2 separate regions of the Mus musculus genome follow, and region 2 is linked to region 1. A link is a loop called in an ENCODE intact Hi-C map of the cell type or tissue named here. Cell type or tissue: heart. All regions are shown on one strand. Links, peaks and the distances in the headings refer to the core of each region. The heading gives the core; the rest is flanking DNA.

Region 1 (10,806 bases), core at 3,169-8,168:
CAAGGCAGACACTTTAACTGTATCCCTGATGTTCCCTGCAGGTGTGTGAGTGGTAATGAGCCTGTGTGAGGGTCACAGATGGGACAAAGGCCTGGCTTTGCTATCTGTGCCTTTTCACGGAGCCTCAAATGATCCTCCCAGGCCTCTCTAATGGAGGCAGGAGGATTCTCATGGTGGTTAGCAGCAGACAGCCTCTGACTTGCTGTTTTCCCTCAGGGGTTTTCACCTTTAGGGTAGGCTTTGGGACATAAACCCATGGTACACAGGGCATTGGTATTCCCATGTTCAGGAATCAATGGGCTGTGGGACTCTGCTCATCTGAGATCACAGGCAATGCCTCCCCAAGCATCCCTTGGATCTGACATGCAGGGAATGGCCTCTTAGCTTCAACTGCAAAGGTGTGTGGGCAGATGAGGTTTCTACAGCTGCTGCAGCTGACTACCCCAAACCCTGTAGTTTAATACAATATGGTTTACTCTCATGGGATTCTGGAGGTCAAAATACTAGAGTCAAGGTGTAGGCAACAAGGGAAAACCCACTCTACCTTTTCCTGCTTTATTTATTTATTTACTTGCTTACTTAATTTTGAGACAGCCTCTCAGAGTGCCCTGGCTGCCTCATACTCTGTAGGTGAGGATGGCCTTAAACTCCTGATTCTCCTGCATCAACCTCTCGAGTGCTGGGACTACAGGCCTACTCTACCACACTTGGTTTCCATGGTGCTAGGGATCAAACTGAGGATTTAATGAATGCTAGACGTGCTCTGTACAAAACTAGCTGCATCCCCGCCCAGTCTGTCTGTCTGACTGTGACAGCCTTGTCTCCCTCCATCTTATGGTTTATGACACACAGTGTATCTGCCTAGAGAGTCCAGGACAACCTGACCTTAAAACTCCTCCTTGTGGCTGCCCCTTAGTCACAGTGAGCAGTATACTCCCGTGATGTGGGAGGGCATTCTGCCCACCAAGGCTTGGAAAGTCATCAGCCACAGACCTTGGGTTCTAATGACCGGCGTCTAGGTCAGGGAAGGCACGCATGCCCGCCTCCCGTTCCCTGAGGGCGTAAGCAGCCCAGGGTTCTTGAAGGCTGCTCAGCTTTTGATTCTCCCTAGGGTCCTCTGCCTCAGCATGGATGAAGGTGCCTCCCAGACAGTTGTCTGTGTCCTGTAGCTTTTGTCCAGGATCCCCCGAGCAAAGCCTGAGGTCAGGAGTGAAGGGCTTTCCAAGGTTTGTGTTGGATTTGGACAAGCGGGCAAAAAAACGGAAGGGGATCCTGATAGAGACAGGGCTCTCTTAACTGCTGGCTCGACCACACCTGCGCAGTAATTGGATGACAAATGGCAGCAGTTTGCCTGTGTTGCTTTCAGCAAGGCCTTATCTTAATAAGATGCTTATCCTGGGCTCCCCTCTGCTGTAGTTATAGCATCATAACCAAGACAGACAGACAGACAGACAGACAGACAGACAGACAGACAGACAGAGATCTCACTGATAACTTTCCCACCCTGCTCAGAGAACTCAAGCTTGAATTTCTGCAGTGTGTGTGTGTGTGTGTGTGTGTGTGTTTATTTTAAGGTAGGATCTCAAATAACCCAGGCTATCTCAAACACACAATGTGACCAAGGGTGGCCCTGAACTTCTCATTCTTTTGCCTCCACCTCCCAAGTCTGGGGATGGCAGGTTTGTACTATGCTATGCCCCATTTTATGTAGCGCTGGGGACTGAACTCAAAATTTGGTGCATGCTAGGCCAGCACGCGACCAACGAGACTACATTCCCAGCCCCTCCCTACCTTATTATTAGCACAAAGAAAATCACACTGCTATGATTTTCTTCATGCCAATTTTCCCTCATAACTCAAAACAACTATTTTCTTGCTCAAGGAGGAAAAACGACATTTTATTATATGTAGTAAAATGAATGAATGAATGAATGAATGAATGAGCAAGCAAGTAAATAAACAAGGGCTTTCTGTTTCTCTAGCTGGTCCTCATTAAGAAAAGGGTGAGCGAGCCATTCACTGACTACACAGCTCTCAGAGGATGCTCCTGCCCATTCCCTGGTGAGCTAAGGGTACACAGGAGGGAGGCCACTCCCGGAGGAAAGGCCTAGATCTTCTCTGCCATCTTAGCTTCTCTTTCAGGCTGCTTCCCCCAAGACCAGGAATAATTAGGTATCAGCCGCTTGTGAACTCCCCAGTGCCTCAAAGAGTCACCCGGTCTCAAACACTGGCTCATTTATCCCTGTCACAGGAAAGCAATCTCAGAGAGATGCAACTGGGTTTCTGAACCGAGAGGTACCATTCAGGGGATGCAAATCACAAGCGTGGCCAGTAGGAGACCGAGGGGGACGCGGGTACAGTTGGGGGTGGGGGGCTAGGCTGTACCTTTGAAGGACAAGTCTCAAGACAGCCTTTAAGTCTCCTCGTTTTTCTAGCATGCAACTTCCCTACAAATCAGGACGTGATCTGCAAGCAAGCCCATCAGCCCGGGAATACGGGGCCTTGAGAACGTCAATCACAGAACTGCCGAGCTGCCTGCTGAGTGCATGGCTGAGCTCGCGCTGTAGTAAGAGAGGGAGGGGTCTTTCCATTCACATTGTCCCTACGCAGTGGGTGAACTAGGTTCCTTCTCAACCGTCTTTCTGGTTGCTGTTGAAGGAGAAACTAGAAATGTCCCATTGACAAAACCCATGGGTCTCTGTGTTTCACTTTTCTCTCCAGAGGAACAAATGGACGTTCTGTTTGGTTTATGGTGTGTGTGTGTGTGTGTGTGTGTGTGTGTGTGTGTGTGTGTGTCTGGTGGTTGCTATCAGGTACCTTCCTCTGGAATTCTTTACCTTATTTAGCCTCAGGGCTTTCATCGAACCTGAAGCTCACAGATTCTGTAGGACTACAGGCCAGTGAGGTGCGGGAATCCTTGTTTGCCTACCTCCCCGATGCTGGGATTGCAACACAGGGCACCACACCAAACCCCACACCTACGACACCACAAGACACACGAAACGCCAGCTTTCTTTTTAACCCCCTTCTTAAAATCAATGTGATAGGGATCTGAATTCAGGTCCCTCATGCTTGTGTGGCAAACACTGCCCAACCAAGCGTCTCCCTGGACCTTGTTTGTTTAGACACGGGGTCTCCTGTAGCCTAGGCTGGCCTCAGGTTCCACAATGATAACTTTCCATTTCTGAACCCTTTGCTTTCCCCTCCCAAGGGCTGCGATTACAAGTCTGTACCACCATGCTGTCGTTCCTGCAGAATTGGGAAGCAAACCCAGGGCTTTGTGCCTTGTCTGTGTGAGTTAGCCTTGCCGCTCATTCGCTCAGCTAGCAACTATGCACAGCTTATACAGAGCCAGCGCTCTCACCAACAGAAGCCCAGTGAACCCATTACTAACCAGGGCCACAGACCCTCTCTGGATGGACAGCTCAAGGCCTGGCCTGCCTGCAGCCTGCTCGGGCTTGCTCTCACTGGCAGGTCCCTCCTGTTAATGAGGGGACAGACCCAGAACTCTCCATCAGCACCACTCTGCCAACACCAGTACTGGTAGGGCTTTACCAGAATGGAAGATGGCTGCCAAACCACCTCCATTGACATCTGAAGAACAAGCAGAACACGGAAATAGGCCCTTGTGGGCAAGGAACATGAACCAAAAAGAAACTTACACATGGTTACTATGTCTGGGCCGGGAATGCTCAAAAAAGGAACATCTAAAAACAGCTGCCTAACATTTTTATTTTTATTTTAGGAAACAAAAAAAAGTTCCAAACCCATAGAAGTGCTAGCTTCCTGCAACTTCCCTGAGTCAGACATTGTCTCTAGCCTCCGCAAACACACTCTTGGCTTGGGAGTGCTCAGTCTAGCTCAACAAAGTGCCTGTGTGAGTCTGAGGGAGAGTTAGCCAAGCCAGGAAGGGGGACTGTACTTGTAGGCTCCCTCTCCCATTTTTTTCCCTGAATCCACCCACTGGGGACAGAGGTATTCTGAGGACCCTATGGGAAGACTTTAAAGTTAAAAAAAAAATACTGGCTGCTAAACTTGGCTGTATGTTATGCTATTGTTCTGAGGACTTCAAAGAAATCAGCTCATTCCATTTTGGAACAACTCAGAGATCTAGAAACTGACAGCACCCCTAACACACACACACAGAGACACACACACACACTTTACAGATTAAGAAACTGGGGCTCAGGGAGATTAAAAAGAGTACCCCGAATTCCCTTACCAGGGGCATCTGGCTTTACCAAGTCTTAACTGCTGTGTGACACAGTGTGGTTAACTGAGGTTAAGTAATTCATTTCCGGTTTCCAGATGAGGAAATCAAAGCCCCGGCCCCGGCACCGCCCCCGAGATCCTGAATTCCCTCTCAGGTGGTCTGGTCCTGCCAGTGACAGGAAGAGTTAGAGCCCGATGGAGTTAGAACCTGGGCTCCAATGCCCTCACCTTCAGTTAAACTGTGCTGTGGAAGACCTGTCATCGTGGCTGGGTGGCTGGTAGGAAGGGCACAGCGAGGGCTGTCACACCCCAGGTACTCATTCTTTTCCAGCCTGCACTTAGGCTCTTAGAGGGTCATGCACAGGCCCCAGCCCCAGTGCAGAGGGACTCTTCTTCCCTGAACCCCAGAGCCCTGGCTAGTTTTATATCAATTTGACACAAGCTAGAGTTGTCAGGGAAGGGGAGCCTCAAATGAGAAACTGCCTCTCTAAGACCCAGCCATAGGCAAGCCTGTAGGGCATTTTCTTAATTAGCGATTGATGCTGGAGGGACCAGCCTTTGTTCCTGGTGGTCCTGGGTTCTGTAAGAAAGCAGGCTGAGCAAGCCATGGGAAGCAAGGCAGTTAGCAGTGCCCTCCATGGCCTCTGCATCAGCTCCTGCCTCTAGGTTCCTGCTCTGCTTGATTTTCTGTCCTGATTTCCTTTGATGATGAACTGTGATATGGAAGCATAAGCTGAATAAACCCCTTCCTCCCCAAGTTGCTTTGGTTATGGCGTCTCATCATAGCAATAGTGACCCTAACTAAGACACATGTGTCTGGTCACATGCTGAGCTCACAGGACCCAGGAAAAAGCAGCTGTGTTCAGAACCTCAATACCTCATATTAGATTTTGAATGTGAAATGTCCACAGTAGGCTCCTGAATTTGGGTACTTGGTTCCCAGCTGGTGGTACTATTTTGGGGGGTGGGGTGTCTGTGGGAGTTTTAAGAGATGGGGCCTCACTGGAGGAAGCGAGTAGTTTTCAGAAGACAGGTCTCGAAGTGCAGTCTGGCAGGGTTTCCAGCCAAACTATCCCCGCTTTCTGTCTGACACCCAGATGTTATGAGCCAGTGGTACCTCCAGCCACCATGCCTTCGGTGGCCGCTTGATAGGCAGTATCTCCTAAATTATTAGAATAAATGAGAAAGGTACCTAATTCAATGCACACTGAAGAGTCCCTGCCAATGCCTAGCTAGGAAGCCAGCTAGGTTCCAGACACACAAGACACAGTCCCTTTCCTCTAGAGGGCTCTTTACCTCAAGAAGCCAGTGCAAATGACCCAGGGACACACCAGTAAGCAATGACAGTGATGTCACTTCAATGGCCACATGGTCCAGTACACAAAATTGATTCCAGACAGCGTAAGGAAATCAGAACACAGACTCCCTTTGGTTTTTTGTTTGTTTGTTTGTTTTTTTACCAATGACAGGTAGAAATGATATTTTGAGAGCCTTGGGCTGGATAAAACATCTGATTAAAATGTATTTCACCTGTTTGCTTTGTAGCTCTAGGCTAACAGAAAAATCTCCAGAGGAAGAAAAGCAGGAAGTGTTTCCCAATGGAGGGCGCTTCTGAATGAGCAGCAGGAGCAGCAGCAGCAGCAGCAGGAGCAGCAGCAGCAGCAGCAGCAGCAGCAGCAGCAGCAGCAGCAGCAGCAATAGCACATCACGCAAACAAGCCTGGCCTGCCTGCCAGGTGCCCAGAACTCTGTATGTTTTCAAACGTAAGTCTGAAAAAGCTAAAACCTTTGCATGTTTTTTTTCATTCCTATTTTATAAGCAAACTCTCCAGTGTTGAGAAACATGTAGCCGCTTGCCTGAGACCTCCAGTGCCCAGGGTGCGTCCAGGGAGGACGAGACCCCTCCCCTCATTCCCTCATTCCCCGCCACACACACATACAGAGCAGCACCCACAGAGCTTGACAAGAAGCCAGGCTCTGGTACACTTGGCCTCCATCTGAGGTCAAATTCCAATTGGCCCAGAAGCTGCCCGCGTTGTGCAATTTACAGAAAAATCAAATGATGAAGAGGCCTCTCCTAATTGAGGGTAATTCAGGAAATAACTCTTGGTAAATGGCAGCTTGTCCAGCTGTGTTACCGTTTGGCAATGGCTGAGGTCACTCCGCCATCCCAACGCTGCTTCTCCTACTGGAAATATGTCAGGTTCTGTTCGCACAGAGAGCCACAGAAAAATCCCAGTAGTTCCAATCACTTCCTCGCCATATTTCCATAGATCGTGTCAAAGAAGGGGGCGTTCCTGAATCTTCTGTGTCTGAAACAGAACAATGGCCTACAGAGGCAGCAAGAGTTAGCCACCAACTCACAGGTAGCACGCACCACCTCAAGAGGGAGGGGCTTCGTTAACTCCCCCATTCCCAAGGTGATCACAGAGGGGGCTTGTGGCAGACACACCTACAGGAGCTTTTCAAACTACGCCTCTGTGTCTGCTCACTGTCTAGGACCTGTGTGCAGTGGACGTGTTTGTACATAGACTGTTCACGGAGACAGAGGCATTCGTGGTCTTGGAAATGGGTGTCTCTAGCTCGAAAAAAAGCCTGAGATGCGACATAAATCAAAACAGACTGTGCGCTTAGTGAGTGACTCCTAACTCTGTCCTGATTTGAGTGTCCTCAGAGGCAGGAAGCCCCAGAGATGCCCGTCTGTGCACCCTGAGTTCTGAGTGCAGGTGTGCGCTGCTGTGCTCCACCTTCTACCGAGTTGGGGGGGGGGGGAGAGTGAACTCAGACCCTCCTACTTGTGAGGCAAGCCTTTAACTGAATGAGCCTTTGGAATGTGAGGTCTTTGACTTGCAGAAACCTGCATGACAGGCATTTTCCTCTAATTCTCTACAGATGAGGAAGCCCAGGTTTGTGGAGGAGGTCCGGTAATGGCCGCAGGTCATATACCTGGGTTAGCATCCCTCAGTTCTTTCAAGCATCCAATCTTCTCCTATGACCTGAATTGCATCTCCCTCCAGGTCTCCACCTGTCCTAGCTTGATTGGATATGTGACCGGGTAGCTTTTTGCTTGAATATAATAGAGCTGCTAACCATGGCAAAAAAAAAAAAAAAAAAAAAAAGACAGCCCACTGTCCCTGGCTTTGTAGAGATCCTCGCTGGCCTAATGTCATTTGCCATGAATAATGTAGCACTCAAGAGACTGCTATAGGTAGGGACAGGTTAATGTAATATTTCGTCTTTGCTAGCCAGCTGCCATTCTGCTGGGCCAACTATCGGTAATAGCCCTGCAGAAGGAGCCAGTCTACAACTAAATCAATCCCTCTTTGGCTGGTGGACAGCTGTTGGGTCAAAGCAAGATAATGAGACAGGCTCATCATTTACCAGGTGGCTGCTAATGAAGAGATTAATGCAGCAGAGTTAGGGCTGAACAATGGCTGCCCTTTCTGGCCTTCCTAGGCAGGTACCACCCCCAACATTCTCTGCAAACAGCAAACTGCTGAAGCAGACAGCCTCCCCCTTCCTGATTATTTGGAAGATGCAACTGATCTCTGGAAACCTCATCTGATGTCTGGTCCTTCCCCTTCGCTTACTAAAGGACAGGCTGGGGTATTCCTTTCAAGGGGGAACTTGTCCCAATGTGTTATCTGGGGCACAGTTTCTGTGGGTAGCTGCAGAAAGCAGGGACCCTCTTATCCTTAGGACAACATTTGCCTCCATATGGAAAGACTTCAAGCCTGAGTGTATTGTTAAAACAAGAACACAAGATGGCCTATTCTTTAGACTCAAAAGTGTCTGTAACTGAAGGCCCTAGAGGACCCTTCAGCCCTGTGCTGCTGAACTCGGAAGCCCAGAACAATAACCTCGGACATGCTGGCAAAGTCCTAGACTGGATAAAGTCAGCCCCCGCTGGGGAAAGACCTAGGCTCCAGGCAGTTCTTCACATCTCATGCGTGGTCAAAACTGAGAGCCACTGGTTTAACACAATGCCTTCACTTTACAGACAGTGGTGCTGAGGCCAAATGTTGGGGGGCTCCAGCTGTAGAGAAGCCCTTCCACTCAACAAGCAGCTGAGTCAGAGGTACACCTGCTTCATGAATTGAGGGTCTCCCTGCGACCCCGATGCCCACCTACCTCCACTTCCTCTCTCTCAAGATGAACACTATGACCCAATCTCCCTGGGACTAAAGGCTTTTCCTGTCCCTTCCAACCAGGCTCCAGCACCTGCTGTTTGCTCTTGTCCTCTGCAATGCTAGTCTCTCCTAGCATCTTATGTGTCTTCAAAGGCCTCTTCCTCTTAAGAGTCCCCACTGTGCACAGGACTTGGGGGGAGGGGTGCTAACACTACATCTTCTCTCACCTTTCCTGCTCTCTCTCTTCTGGGACCTTTTTTTCTGTTTATTCTTTAAGAACCCATAGGACCAGCAAAATGTGCTGAGCACTGCAGAAAACGCCACCCAGGTCTGGGTGAGGAACGTAACCACAGACTCCTTCCAGCCCTCCACCACGGTAGCATCTATCAGTGTAATATTTTCAGCTGGATGGACACCTCTAAGGAGCGAGAACCACCATCCAACAGCAGAGTTCTTAGAGGTGACTTCTGCTTAACCTAGCTCCAAGCCAGGACATAAAGTCCTCTCCTGCCTTGGCCGGACACCAGACTCTGAAGAAAGGAAACTGCCAGCTGAAAATGCTTATAGCACATCTACTGTGGGTTCCACACCACTCCATGGCCTCAGCTCTGCTATCTGGGTCCATGGCCCCATGCCCAGGCTGGGCCCATGCCTCGCCTTTGACATATTAGGGGAAGGAGAGTCTTCTGGAAGCTTTTTTTTCTACCTGGAGGAGCCGTGTCAAGGCTCCCTCTTCCTACAGGCTAGCAGGGTAAGAAAGACCCAGTCCTGTCATTTAGTAGTACGTGATCTTGGCGCACTGTGCAGCCTCTTAAAAACTTAGCTACCTTCTAAAAAAGTGAGGTTATCAAGAGACCTTCATCTGGAAGGGGGACTTGTAAAGGCTCAGTGAGGGGTTGGAGCATGCGTCACTGGTAGGAAAAATGGCTGCTCAGTGTTCAAGGGGCCTTGGGTTCCATCTCCAACCCAACAAAAGCAAGAGCAATGACCCTTGTTTAGAAAAGGTCTAGAATAGTCACAGATATGTATTCCATGTTCAGTAAACACCAACTGTCTTTCTCCTTCCTCCCTTTCTTCTTCACTCCATCCTTAATCCAGTGCATCCCTGGAGGAGAAAGTTCACTTCAGCACACCAAGAGACTGCCCCGTAACTGAGGGAGCAGGACCGCAGAGTTTCAGCCATATTCAGCAACACATCACCCAGAACACTTCTAGATCCCTAAACATCTGGACCCAGGGACTCCAGGAAGCCCCGTTCAGACCTAGCTATGCTGCTTGCAAGTTCGTGGCCAGCACTGAGCCACGCACCCTGCCCCCTTAGAATGCTCTAATAACAGGGCAGGCACACATGCTAAAGAAAGACATGGCAGGGCAGGCCAAACCGCATGAATGATACTGTGAAGATTTCAGGGAAGCCATGAGAGGCCGGGAGGTGGGGAGGCAGGAGGACAAGCTGTCTCACCCTCGATGGCATTCAGGGACAATTACACCCTCTCAACCAGCTGAGAGCAGTTCTCTGCCCTGTGGGTCAGCACTGACTGAGCGGGGGCAGCCTGCAGATGGCTCGGCCCACAAGTCTGTGGTTGGCAACTCCTGAACTTTCGGTGACTCGGCGCCAGCTGATCCAATCAGCAATTATGTTTTATTTTGGGGCCAGGGAGACAGCAGAGAACCAGGAAAATTATAAGACATTACAGGGCTATTTTGCTAAGAATATCGACTGGGAAGGATTTTTTTTTCTTAACCAATTGTTCTTTGGATGGTTTGGGGGTTTCAGTGCACTAAGAAAGCCCCAGATGCTGAAGTCAGAGTAGAGGCAACTGCCCCTGGGCTGATTTCACTCTTTATCCAGGGAAAACCTTGTTGGATATACATCTGTTTGCAGGAGGGGGTTGGTTCCTGCCAAGAGGATTTCGAGGGTAATAGTCACCAGTACCAGTCACTAGTAACTGCGTGCAATTTCCCCGTTCCTTCTGTGGTTGGATCCTCACTGCTTCCTACTAGTGATCTGGGCTCAAATAAATCATATACAATTATTAGTTTCACTTCTCTATCCATAAGAGGGGAAATACCATCTAGCTCAGAGCTTACCATACATATTCAGTGAGCTGAATCCAAGACCCAGGAAGTGTCTGGCCTAGCCTATGTATCCGAGATAACTAAGAAGGCGCTTCTTGAGCCGAGCATGGTGGCACACGCCTTTAATCCCAGCACTTGGGAGGCAGAAGCAGGTGTATTTTTGAGTTCGAGGCCAGCCTGGTCTACAAAGTGAGTTCCAGGACAGCCTGAGCTATACAGAGAAACCCTGTCTCAAAAAACAAAAACAAAAACAGAAGGTGCTTCTTGCTGTTAGGTGAATTTCTTGTCATAAAAAAATAAATGGTCTCATTTTTACCATCCTGTTACTAAGACCAAAGAGACACTCAGCAAAAAAAAAAAAAAAAAAAAAAAAAAAAAAAAAAAAA
Region 2 (10,806 bases), core at 2,609-7,608, 95 kb after region 1:
CTCCTGGATGCAGAGAGAGCTGGGGAGACTGTCTAAGACTGGCACACATCTGTTCCAGGATACAAATTAATGATCAGAGTTTCCCTAAAGAGAGAATCTTAAAGGTTAAGCAGGCATGACTGGAAGCCTCGTGGGCTGGAAGGAACCCAGAAGAGTGAAAGTCAGGGGGAAGGGGGAGTGGGAAGTGCTGAGGCTGAGCAGAGGAGGCCTCTGGGAGAAGACAGAGACAGACACAGAGACAGACACAGAGATGGACAGAAAGAGGAAAGACACGTTTTGCTATCTGACGGTCCAAGCTTCAGGCCAACCGCGGCAGAGAGTGGTGTGTGGGGCTTCAGCCGGGAACACCCCAGAAGAAGAACGGTACGTAGAAGTCTGGGATCTGGTCTTTTGACTCATGCTCTGCACATTTATTGTAAAGGTCCTATGGTAACCCAACACAGAGGACACTTTGTCCTGACAAGGGCCAGACAGTGAAGATGAGTCTGAGGGAATCTGTGTGCAGACCGTGAAAGTCTCAGCATACCAGTGCACTGCAGGTTCACCAGCTCAGCAAATACACGCCCCAAGATTGGGGCTAGGGGTAAAGAGGGAACCTACTGCAGCTCCCACACACTCCTTAACCAGATATGAATGTCCACGGGGGTGGCAGCCACTTCTCCTCCAGGTCAATGCTTTGCTGTCAGGCACTTTGGAGCACTCAGTCTTTGTCTCAAAATAAGATCAGGGATCAGTGACCCCCCCCCCATAGCAGATCAGGAAACCCACTGCCAACTGGCTACCTACCTCCCGCGGTCTGGGGAAGACATTCAGACCCAGGAAAGGTTGGAAACCTCTGTCTGAGGGGCAATTTTCTTCTAAAATTTCCTATAGAGCTCCATGTGGGAAGGTCTAAAAGAAATACTGATATTGCCAGACCCCCCCCCCAACTTACTTAAGACTGCCTTTGCCTCCTAATTGTGAAGGGCAGTCTAGTGAATTAAACATCTCAGAAGTGTTGGCAAGCATCTGTAGTGCCCAAAGAAAACCCACTTTGGTCCCTCTGCTATGCTCTTTCCAAACCCCACTCAGTCATCCTGTCTCAGCTCCGGGAGCCCCCTCAACACAGAGAGAGTCTTCAGTGAGCACGGCCCGGCTGCACTTCCAGTCCCTCACCCCACTTCTACTCTGTCCTCTGTATGCGTGTGATATATAATGCTATCAAACATGGGATTGTATGTGGGACTGTGTGGGACCACTTGTTCCCCACCCCTCCCATCCCACCCTCACCCTTGAGCTGGTAACCACACAGGTGTGTATCCATGACAACCCACATGTCTGGACTGAGTCACAACTTCTTGTGTGCATGACCCCATCAAACTTAGCCCTCAGGCTACTGCTGCCAAGGGGATCTAATGTGATAGCCATCTCAAAGATGAAAACAGCTTAGGGTCCCTGTCTCCATCAGCCCCTCCATCCCTCCAGTCTAAACAGCATCTGCAAAAAGCTGATGTTCCACAGCTAATTAGTGTGGCTGTGTAAGGTGGAGAACTTGACAGGGTTTCTCTGTGTAGCCCTAGCTGTCTGGACTCACTCTGTAGACCATGCTGGCCTCCCTGCCTCTGCCTCCAGAATGGTGGGATTAATGGCTTGTGCCAACCCCACCAGCTCAACCCCCTCCATTCCCTCATCCCCAATTCATCCCCCCATCCTCTTGCCCTCCCACCCACCCCACTCCCCTTAAATAGATTTCTTGACCTCTCAGAGCATTTAATATGCTAATGTGAAAACTGATCCATTGCCAGGATGGGACTGTCTCCTTTGTTGTCTCAAGCCAACAGGCACCTGAAAGCAGTTCTTCCTAGGGCCCTCTCATCCTTGGCAGTGACCAAATGAAAGATAATTTGTCTCTGATATCTCCCTCTAAGCAGCATCCAGATAGGGAACCATTAGGGAAAAGGTTCATTCTAACCATACCAATGAATCCCAATCCTGTGTAATGCCAGTTTCCAGCAGGAACTGTGGTCAAAAGAAGAATGGGATGTGGAGAATCGTCTGACCTTGGCAGTCAAGCCTAGGGTCAAATCCTCCACAGTCTGAGCAGTTAGCATGTACCTGTCAGACCTCCATCTCAAGAGCAGCTGTATGGCAGTCTCAGCCTCTGCCTCCTCCATCAGATCAGCCTCAAGGTCAGGCTAGGCAAGCTGCAGACCTCCTCCATCGTCCATCTGCTTTTCTTCCTTTCTGCCAGACATCCTACTTTCATGAACACCCAATCTACAGGGGCCAGAGCTAGGGAATACAAGTGGCAGGATACAAACCCAGAAACCCCTCTGTATCAGTGACTGTTCTGCTGCTGTGACAAAACACTACCACCAAGGTAACCTATTAGAGGAGAGTTTATTTGGGCTTACGATTCCAGGCAGATAAGCTGATGGCGGAGCAGAGGCATGGTGGCAGAACCATGCCTCTGCTGAGCTGAGGACTCACATCTTAAACCTCACACATGAAGAGAGGGCAAACAGGAAATCGTGTGAGCCTTTCCCCACTGACAGGCTCCCTCCAGTAAGGCCACGCCTCCTAAGCCTCAAACAGTAGCAACCAACTGGAAACCAAGATTACAAATGCATTAGACTATGGGGGACTCAGGTGACTTAGGGGTCAACCACTTCTGTCTTAGGGTTTCATCACTATAAAGAAACACCATGACTAAGGCAACTCTTAAAAGGGACAACATCTAATTGGAGCTGGCTTACAGTTTAGAGGTTCAGTCCATTATCATCATGGCAGGAAGCAAGGCAGCGTGCAGGCAGACATGGTGCTGGAGGTGCCAAGAATTTTACATCTTGTTCAGAAGGAGGGGGCTCTCTTCTGCACTGGGCAGAGCTTGAGCACTAGAAGATCTCAAAGCCCACCTCCACAGTGACACACTTCTTCCTCCAAGCCACACCCACTCCAACATGGCCACACCTCCTAATAGTGCCATTTCCCATGGGCCAGGCATATTCAAACCACCACACTCTCTCTTATTATGCAAACCCTAAAAGAATGACGGACAGGACACTGAGGGATCACGATGTGAACAGAACAATGGAGAAACACTGTGCACAGTAGGAAGCTATAACCAAAGAACCTGATATGAAAGCAGAAATGATAGAGAGACACAAGAAAACTGGGGAAAGCCACAAGACCTGAGGGGTGTGGGAGAACATTCTAAAGCAGAGGAAACAGAAAACGCCAAGTCTCCTAGCACCAGCACCGATAAGAACTTGGTTCCTGTGAGGAACTGAAAGGTAAGCGAGCAAGCAAGTGTGCCTGGAGCCCAAGACAGGAAAACAGCCTTTTGAGGTCAAAGCAAGGACTCGGCTTTCGGTCTGGGGTGCAGTGGAAGCCACAGAGAGTGCACAGGTTTCAACGTTTCTCAGCAGTTTAGGCCAAGGTCGGGCAAGTGGTTGGGGGTAAAGGATAGGAAAGGGTGGGGAGCAGCTTCCAGTTCTATAAATCCCCAAGGGAGAGGTGACAGTGGCTCTGGCAGGGTGGCGGCATCACACTGTCCAGCTGGCACACTGTAGGTGAGGCTGGGAAAATGGAAAGGAGCGTCACCAGAGGTGTCATGGGATCCATGGAACACATAGAAGCACGGCCATGCTCTTCAAGGCTTAGCTGGGGTTGGAAACAGGCTCTGCCCTGCCCATTAGGTGTGAAGAACCAAACCATGCGGCTGGGGAGACAGAAGTCAATAAAGAGCTTGCCAAGCCAGCATAAAGACCTGAGCTGCATCCCCCACCCAGAACCCATGTTTAAAAACATAAACACTCATACAAGCGGTATAGTGCAGTGTGCCTACCACCCGGGCACGGAGAAGGCAGAGCCAGGAGGATCCTTGGGGCTCACTGGCCAGCCTGTCAGGTGGATGTGCCGTGACTGAGCAAGACAGCTGATATCAGCCCCTGCCCTCCACATGCAAACACATGTGTGCATAGACATGGATGTGCCCCCACTCACCAAAGAACCTGATCATACGGTGGGTATCACACCTCGTGCCTCTAGTACCAGCACTCAGAAGGCAGGGGCGGGAGGATTGCTACAAGTTCGAGGCCAGCTGGACTGGAGTGTGAGATCCTGTCTCAAAGTAAATAAGTAAGTAAGTAAATAAATAAATAAATATCAAACCATGTGTCAACATGCGCACATGCACACATTTACACAGATGCGCACACATGCCCGCACCAAAGGGCTACTGCCTCCCGAAGCTCTGGAAAGTGGCTGCTACTGCTCCTGGCCATACGTAAAATCATATGTAGCGCAGGGCTGAACCCCACTGGCTTTCCTGGGGGGGGGGGTCCTGAGGACTCTGATAATTTCTGTCAGAGGAGCCAAGCCTGTGCTCCCCCCACATGTTTAACTGCTAGCTGAGCCCAGTCCCTGGGCCAGACTCACAGATAACCAAAGTCAACCGACCACATCCTCTGCAACAGGAAACCTAATAACTGGCTATTTTGGCCCCATTCTCATTTCCTCTCAGTCGCTTCTACCACAGCTGCTGGACAGTCAGTGTCACAGCAGAGAAGATCCAGGAGAGCTGGAGGGAGCACCTCAGAGCTGGGGACATTAAAGGGCCTAGAGGACCTGTGGGTCCTTGAAGGGTATCTGTATGGGTGGGCAGAGACTGTGGGCAAGAGGGGTGACCTTGTGGTGAGGTCCTGGAGTGGCGTGCATGAGTGTTGCTTTAACACCCAGGAGTGAAGTCCTCTCACAATTTCAAAGGAGTAACTTGAAAGTCAAAATGTATCAAATGTTTATCCTGTCTGTTTTTAAAGTTTGTTTTGTAATTGTTCAAGAGGCTGATTAGGTTACAATACGTTAAGCCTTGCCTTGTAGGCATAGCTACAGAGCACACACAGGGAAAGCCCTATCGCATCTGGGGGGGGGGGGGTTGGATTTTGTTTTGTTTCTCTCTTCTCCTCTCCTCCTACCTCCCACCCACACTTCCCTTTTAGAAGGTCTGTTCCCCTGATCTGACTTCATCATCAACACAGGGCTTCTGGGAAAGGATCCAAGGCCAGGGCACTGATAACCATCTCTCTTCTAAGAGTGACACATGCCTTGTAGAGGCGCCTGGCCCTCATCAGAAGCAGCCCCCACACCCGGGCTTCTTCCATCAACAGCTGAGAACCACGGGTACATCATCATCTTGGTCGGCTGAGACAACATCTCACCCGCCAACCGCCTGCCAACCGGAGGCGTGCTCCTTGTCTCACTTGGTAGGCTGCTAACAAGATGCCTTGCCTTGGGTGGCTTGCAAAAAACCTGACATTCACTGCTCGGCTCTGGAGGCTGGGAAGTCCAAGATGGAATCACGGAAGATACAGGACTCAGTGGAGGCACCCGGGGTCTCACGATGTCCTCTTGAGAGGCAATCGTCAGTCATGGGACTGCCCTGTACAGAGGCTCTAAGTGCACATCATCAGTTGTCTACGTCCCAACATCCAACCTCCTAATGCTGTCTGCTTGGGGACAGGCTTCAGGTATGAACCCTGGGAGGATAGCACTCCCTGACAGACACCCCCTGCTCTCCCCCCCATTACAGGAAGTGCTCCTCACAGACACTAACCGTACACAGAACAGCGTTCTCAACAGGGCACCTGTAGCCACAGTACAGTATGCTTCCATCACTCATAAGCTGGGTTACCTGCCATTAACTGAGTCTACGTAAAGATAAGGATGAGGACAGAACACTTCAGCAGCTACTGGGAAGACTAACTTAGAACAGATGAAAGGGTGATGGGTAAGCCAGCACATCCATCTCAGCCCTGAGGACAATCTACAACTAGAGAAGTGGCCGTGTCACCAAAGCTTGTCACCAACACCCGAGCTTCCCTTTCCTTCAAAGCCTGTGGGAAAAGTGCTCCCTGGTGACAACTGTCTCCTCAACTGTCTGATAAACCCTCCTGGGCTCCGTCATTCAAACACATGTCAACAACATTTACTACAAGCCTGTGGCCGGCCGGCAGCAGAAGAGCCAGTCTGGACCCTCCTGAGACCTGTTATCTTGTGTGGACGGACCTGGACACTAGCCGGATCATCCTAGCTAGGACACAGTCACACGCTCTGATGGGAATATGAATGTACACAGCATTCTAAAAAACAACTGGATCCTTCTACCAGGAGCCTTGGGATGTTTACAGTGTCTCGGAGTCTGAATACATCTTTCAAAGAAGTCTTTAGAGCCAGGCGGTGGTGACTCTAAGTCCCCTTTGATCCAGCACCTTCTAGGCAGAGGCAGATGGATCTCTGCAAGTTCAAGGCCTATGGAGTGACTTCCTGGACCACCAGAAGTACACAGAGAAGCCCTGTCTTGAAAAAACAAAACAAACACAAAACCCATACACATAAAACAAAAGACAGAAAAACAACTTGTTTTCAGAACTGTCCAACGAGAAAGCAGAATTCCATTAAAATGCATCCACGTGACAGGATAGTCTATTTTCCAAGAGAACTGAGTTTCAGTGCTTAGTGGTAAAACCAAGACATACCATAATACTGGGTTCAATTCTCAGCACCCGTATGGCAGCTTACAACTGTCTGTAACTCCAAGATCTTGACACCTTCACGCAGATATACATGCAGGCAAAACACCAAGGTGATTAAAATTTAAAAAATTATTTTTAAATGACATTTTTAGAAGTGAATTCTCTTTCAAAAGTCTCTTTTATACATTTGAGTTCATTTCATAATCAGAAATCTGAGCATGTGCTCACACACACATGCACATACATGTGCACACACACACACACACACACACACGCATGCACACACCACACACTTGAATGTGCCCACACATACCAAATGCTTTATTGAGGCGCTGTCGAGTAGACAAGAGGGTTGGCGGTAGACAAGGAGCCTACCAAGGGTGGTGCTACCAATCCATCAGATCAATTTTACTCCAAGCCCATGGACTCCATTAAGACAAGAGGTCTTCTATGCATTGTTCTTGATGCTTACTTTGCATTCAAGAGGTCCCTGGCACAGTATAAATCATTCAATAAAATCCTGTTAGCGGAAGGAGGGAGTCCACTCAAGCCTTCCTTCCTCTGAGGTGTTCTCTGACCTGTCCTAAAATAATAACTCCTTCTTCTCATTCCTTAACCTTATCATGGAGGACTGCTGCTACCAATCTCAGGTCTGTAGTCACTCGCTAATTGCAGGCTCTCTGCATGCAGGGACCAACTCTCATTGCGACAGGTCTCTCCTGCCTGATAAATGTCTGGTGGAGAAACACTTGCATGCTGGCTGGGTGGGGTGGGCTGGTGTCAGTCTTTCGGTACGACATGAACGGCAAGTATTTGCTGTGATTATGACTGGGTCGCATAGAGACGGGTGTGTATGCTGAGAAGTGCTAACAAAGTGAGACCTGCTTCGGGAAGAAGGCAGGGAGAGTCTACCTATCTCGAATCTACCTACATTGATTGTAGGAAACAGTGCTTTTAGCTAAACCTGCATTCTTATGAAAAAGAAAAACTGGTTTTTTTTTTTCTTTAGAACTCCAGAACATAAAAACAAAACAAAACAAAACAAAACAAAACAAGGAGCTGCTGTGGTGAGAGACTGCAGGAGCCTCTCTTCCTCCCCCTCTGGCCTTCAGCTATGAGCTCCAAAATGCTTTGTTGTGTCTATCAGTTAATACCAGTGCGGGATCGCTCATAAGAAGGCAGCAGTTGGGCCAGAACCCAGGTTCCCTGAATACCCTACCCTACTGCCCTTTCTGCCTAACTGCCCTGCCTTCCTGCCAGGTTTTATAGATGAGGCAACACTCTGTGTATTGGGCACAACTCCTCATTCACTCCTTGACCTTCCAATGAATGGCAACACCCTTCACGTCTTGTGCAGGAAGGCCCTTCCGATGGGCCCATATTTATTTTTAAAAATTCAATGTGGTTTCTATAGTCACAGGAAACAAAATTTCCTCCAAAGTATGACAGGGGAGAGCCTACTTGCCCTCTGAGTGAAGTGGACAGAGAGGATCCCGCTAAAAGCTTGCTTGCTGCCCCTTGCTGACTCTTCTTGCAATGCTGAGGATCAAACCCAAAGCCCTGTGCATGCTGGGAAAGCATCCTAGCCCAAAGCTCCATCCCTGGCCCCTCAGCTAGGATTTTAAGCCCACAAGCTGTCTTTAGGAGGGTGCCTCACACTCATTGAACAAAAGCTGTTTTGTTCCAAGTGACTACAAGATTACCTGCTCGGTTTCTGGTTTCAAATCTGCACTTCCGATTGCAAACAACAAAATTACACTTAGAGCTCTTCACCAGATAGAATCTCAGCTCTTAAAGAACTTCGAAATCTATTTCTTACATCTTTAAAATAACCTCCGGTCCCATACTTCCAAATGTAAGTATTCCCTTAATGAAACCTTCCAGATTTCAAAGCCCCAAGTTCAAGTATAAACTCAAAGCCCTGTTTCTGTCTGTCCACAAACAAGTCCCCTTCTAAACCTGGTGCCCACCAGTGATGATGTTGTATTACTTTAAAAAAAAAATATATATATATATATATATTTAGTATACATGAGTACACCGCTGCTGTCTTCAGACACACCAGAGGAGGGCATCAGAACCCACTACAGATGGTTGTGAGCCACCATGTGGTTGCTGGGAATTGTACGCAGGACCTCTGGAAGAGCAGCCAGTGCTCTTAACTGCTGAGCCATCCCTCCAGCCCATGTTGTATTACTTTTTAAAAAGTAAGTCTCTGGGGATCCAGGGAGATGACTCAGTTGGTTAAGAATTTAACAAGCAAACCTGAAGACCTCAGTTTGATCCCTAGAGCCCCCCCCACACACACACACACACAAGTTGGGTGTGGTGTGCTTATAATCTCAGCACTGGGGAGGCAGAGACAGGTGGACCCCCAGGGGTCACTACCTAACCTACTCAATGAGCTCCATTAGTTAGAGACCCTCTTTTTAAAATACAGTGGGTGGTACCTGAGGAACAACCACTGCTAACCACGGGTCTCCATGTGAGTGTGCACACATACCAGCACATACAAGAACACACACACACATATCAGAAAAGAATCCTTAGGGATGCTTCCTTCTGTGGTGGTGAGGTGGCTATGTCAAAGAGGAAGCTGAGAAGGAAGACACAGAGGGCAGTACTCTACAGCGGGGGTAGGAAGACCAGACCCTCCGTGCATGGGCACCTCAAATGAGGGAGGAGGCCTTTGCCCCAATTCTGTACCATGCCTACCCGGGCAGCCCATAGCTGCAACCTGAGCCTAGATATACTGAGAGCTGGGCACAGTGCACAGTTCTCTAGGGATGAGGCACACTCCCCCTCCCTCCTGCCACTCCTCCAGAGGCCCTCTGAGAGTGAACCTGGGGCACCATTAGCAACTGAGAGAGTGAAACTTAACCTCCCAGGCCTATAATTTTTGCAAACAGTGAGTTTTGAATCCAGCCAAAGAGAGCTTTTAAGCTACTTCTTACTTTGAACGTTCGTGAATAACCTTCCCTCCCACCAAATGATAACAGAAACGATTCCAAAAATGGCCCCAAGATCACTTTGAGAAAGTAGGCCTTTAAATTCTGGCTTTGTGCTAAAACAAGAGAGTTTAAATTAAGCTTAAATTTCATCTTCTGGAAAACAAAACCCTAAACCTTCTATAGCTTCCTAGTCTCAAGAACAGAATTTAAACTTGAGAACAAGAGATAATGAGGTGACAGCCAGCACTCCTGTCCATACTCCAGCCTCCGAGGCCCAGTGACGCAACTGCTTCTCTCTCAGTCTCTGAGCCTGGAAATTCTTCCCTTGTTGATTGATGCTACAATCAAAATCAACCACACTATTCTCTCGCTCTCTCCGTTGGTTCTCCATAACCCCATCGTGTCTGGCCCCCTAAACCAGTCCATCGTGCATATTTCTGTCCATCTCGGTACAACACATCTTCCTGGGGCCAGGCTTTGTGCTGGGGCATCATAAAGGAAACATAAGTCTCTCCAAGGGTGCCCTGTCTTGCTGCCTCTTCTAGAGATGGGTTGGAACGGTGCAGTTTGCTAGGATCCCTGAACAAGGCAAGCCCCGGGAGTTCACCAATGAACTACCTAGAAGCTTGCACTAAGTAGAGTTAGTTCACCAATGAACTAACTAGGTACCTTTCAGGCTCAAGTGGCTTAGGCACACACATATAGTTCTCCAGCCAGCTTCTCTTACTCAATACCTCCCCAAGGATGGAGCTCAAACCCAAGAGAGAACATCAATTCACAAAAGGGGTGGGGGGAACACCAGGAACATTTCCCCCATCTTTTCAGCTACTCTAACAGGGTCCAGCAGCCACTACTCACAGAGGTGACTGAGCACTGGAAAGGGGCTACACTGAACAGACAGACAAGTGCCAAGGACACACTGGAATTCTGAAGACAGTGATAACAAATAGAAAAGATTATAACTCCTTTTTCTTTTTGTGCGACAGGATCTCACGTAGCCCAAGCTGACCTAGAATTCATTATGTAGTCAAATGGCTTAGTTACTTGTCGTTGTCATAAAGCATTTAAAGCTATATAAAGCATTTAATTTGGGGGCTTATGATTCCCGGGGTTTTGAGGCTACGACCATCATGGTAGGGAGAATGGCATGATGTAGGCAGTGGTTCTAATGCTAAGGTCCTGTTCTCCAATTGGTTCTTGATTGATCAATAAAGATGCCAGGGGTCAATTACTGGGCAGAAGGAAAAAGACGGGACTTCTGGTCCCCACAGGCAGGCTAAGAGACACAGGAGCAGGAGAGAGATTTTCACCATGCTTTGGAGGGAAAAAGTGACCAGCCATGT

The links. A loop is a pair of places that touch in the nucleus more often than their neighbours do. Peaks named below come from ENCODE experiments on the same cell type or tissue, not always from the same donor. Only the 100,000 strongest peaks of a DNase experiment are listed, where the experiment ranks them.
Region 2: it touches region 1 in a loop (2.0-fold over the local background); 1 of 42 quality-filtered maps calls a loop at or near these places.

What each region holds. Positions count from the first base shown.
Region 1 is chr10:83,094,590-83,105,395 of GRCm38, reverse strand. The region is part of intron 2 of Chst11 (carbohydrate sulfotransferase 11); the gene reads right to left. Among named protein-coding and RNA genes, the nearest start is that of Chst11, 110 kb to the right of the region's middle. In heart, for the core only: a CTCF peak has its summit at 5,501; DNase peaks (open chromatin) are centred at 3,877 and 4,319.
Region 2 is chr10:82,998,855-83,009,660 of GRCm38, reverse strand. The region is part of intron 1 of Chst11 (carbohydrate sulfotransferase 11); the gene reads right to left. Among named protein-coding and RNA genes, the nearest start is that of Chst11, 19 kb to the right of the region's middle. In heart, for the core only: no CTCF peak of the experiment used is centred there; DNase peaks (open chromatin) are centred at 4,470 and 5,080; H3K4me3 peaks cover 585 bases; H3K27ac peaks cover 1,081 bases; H3K27me3 peaks cover 575 bases.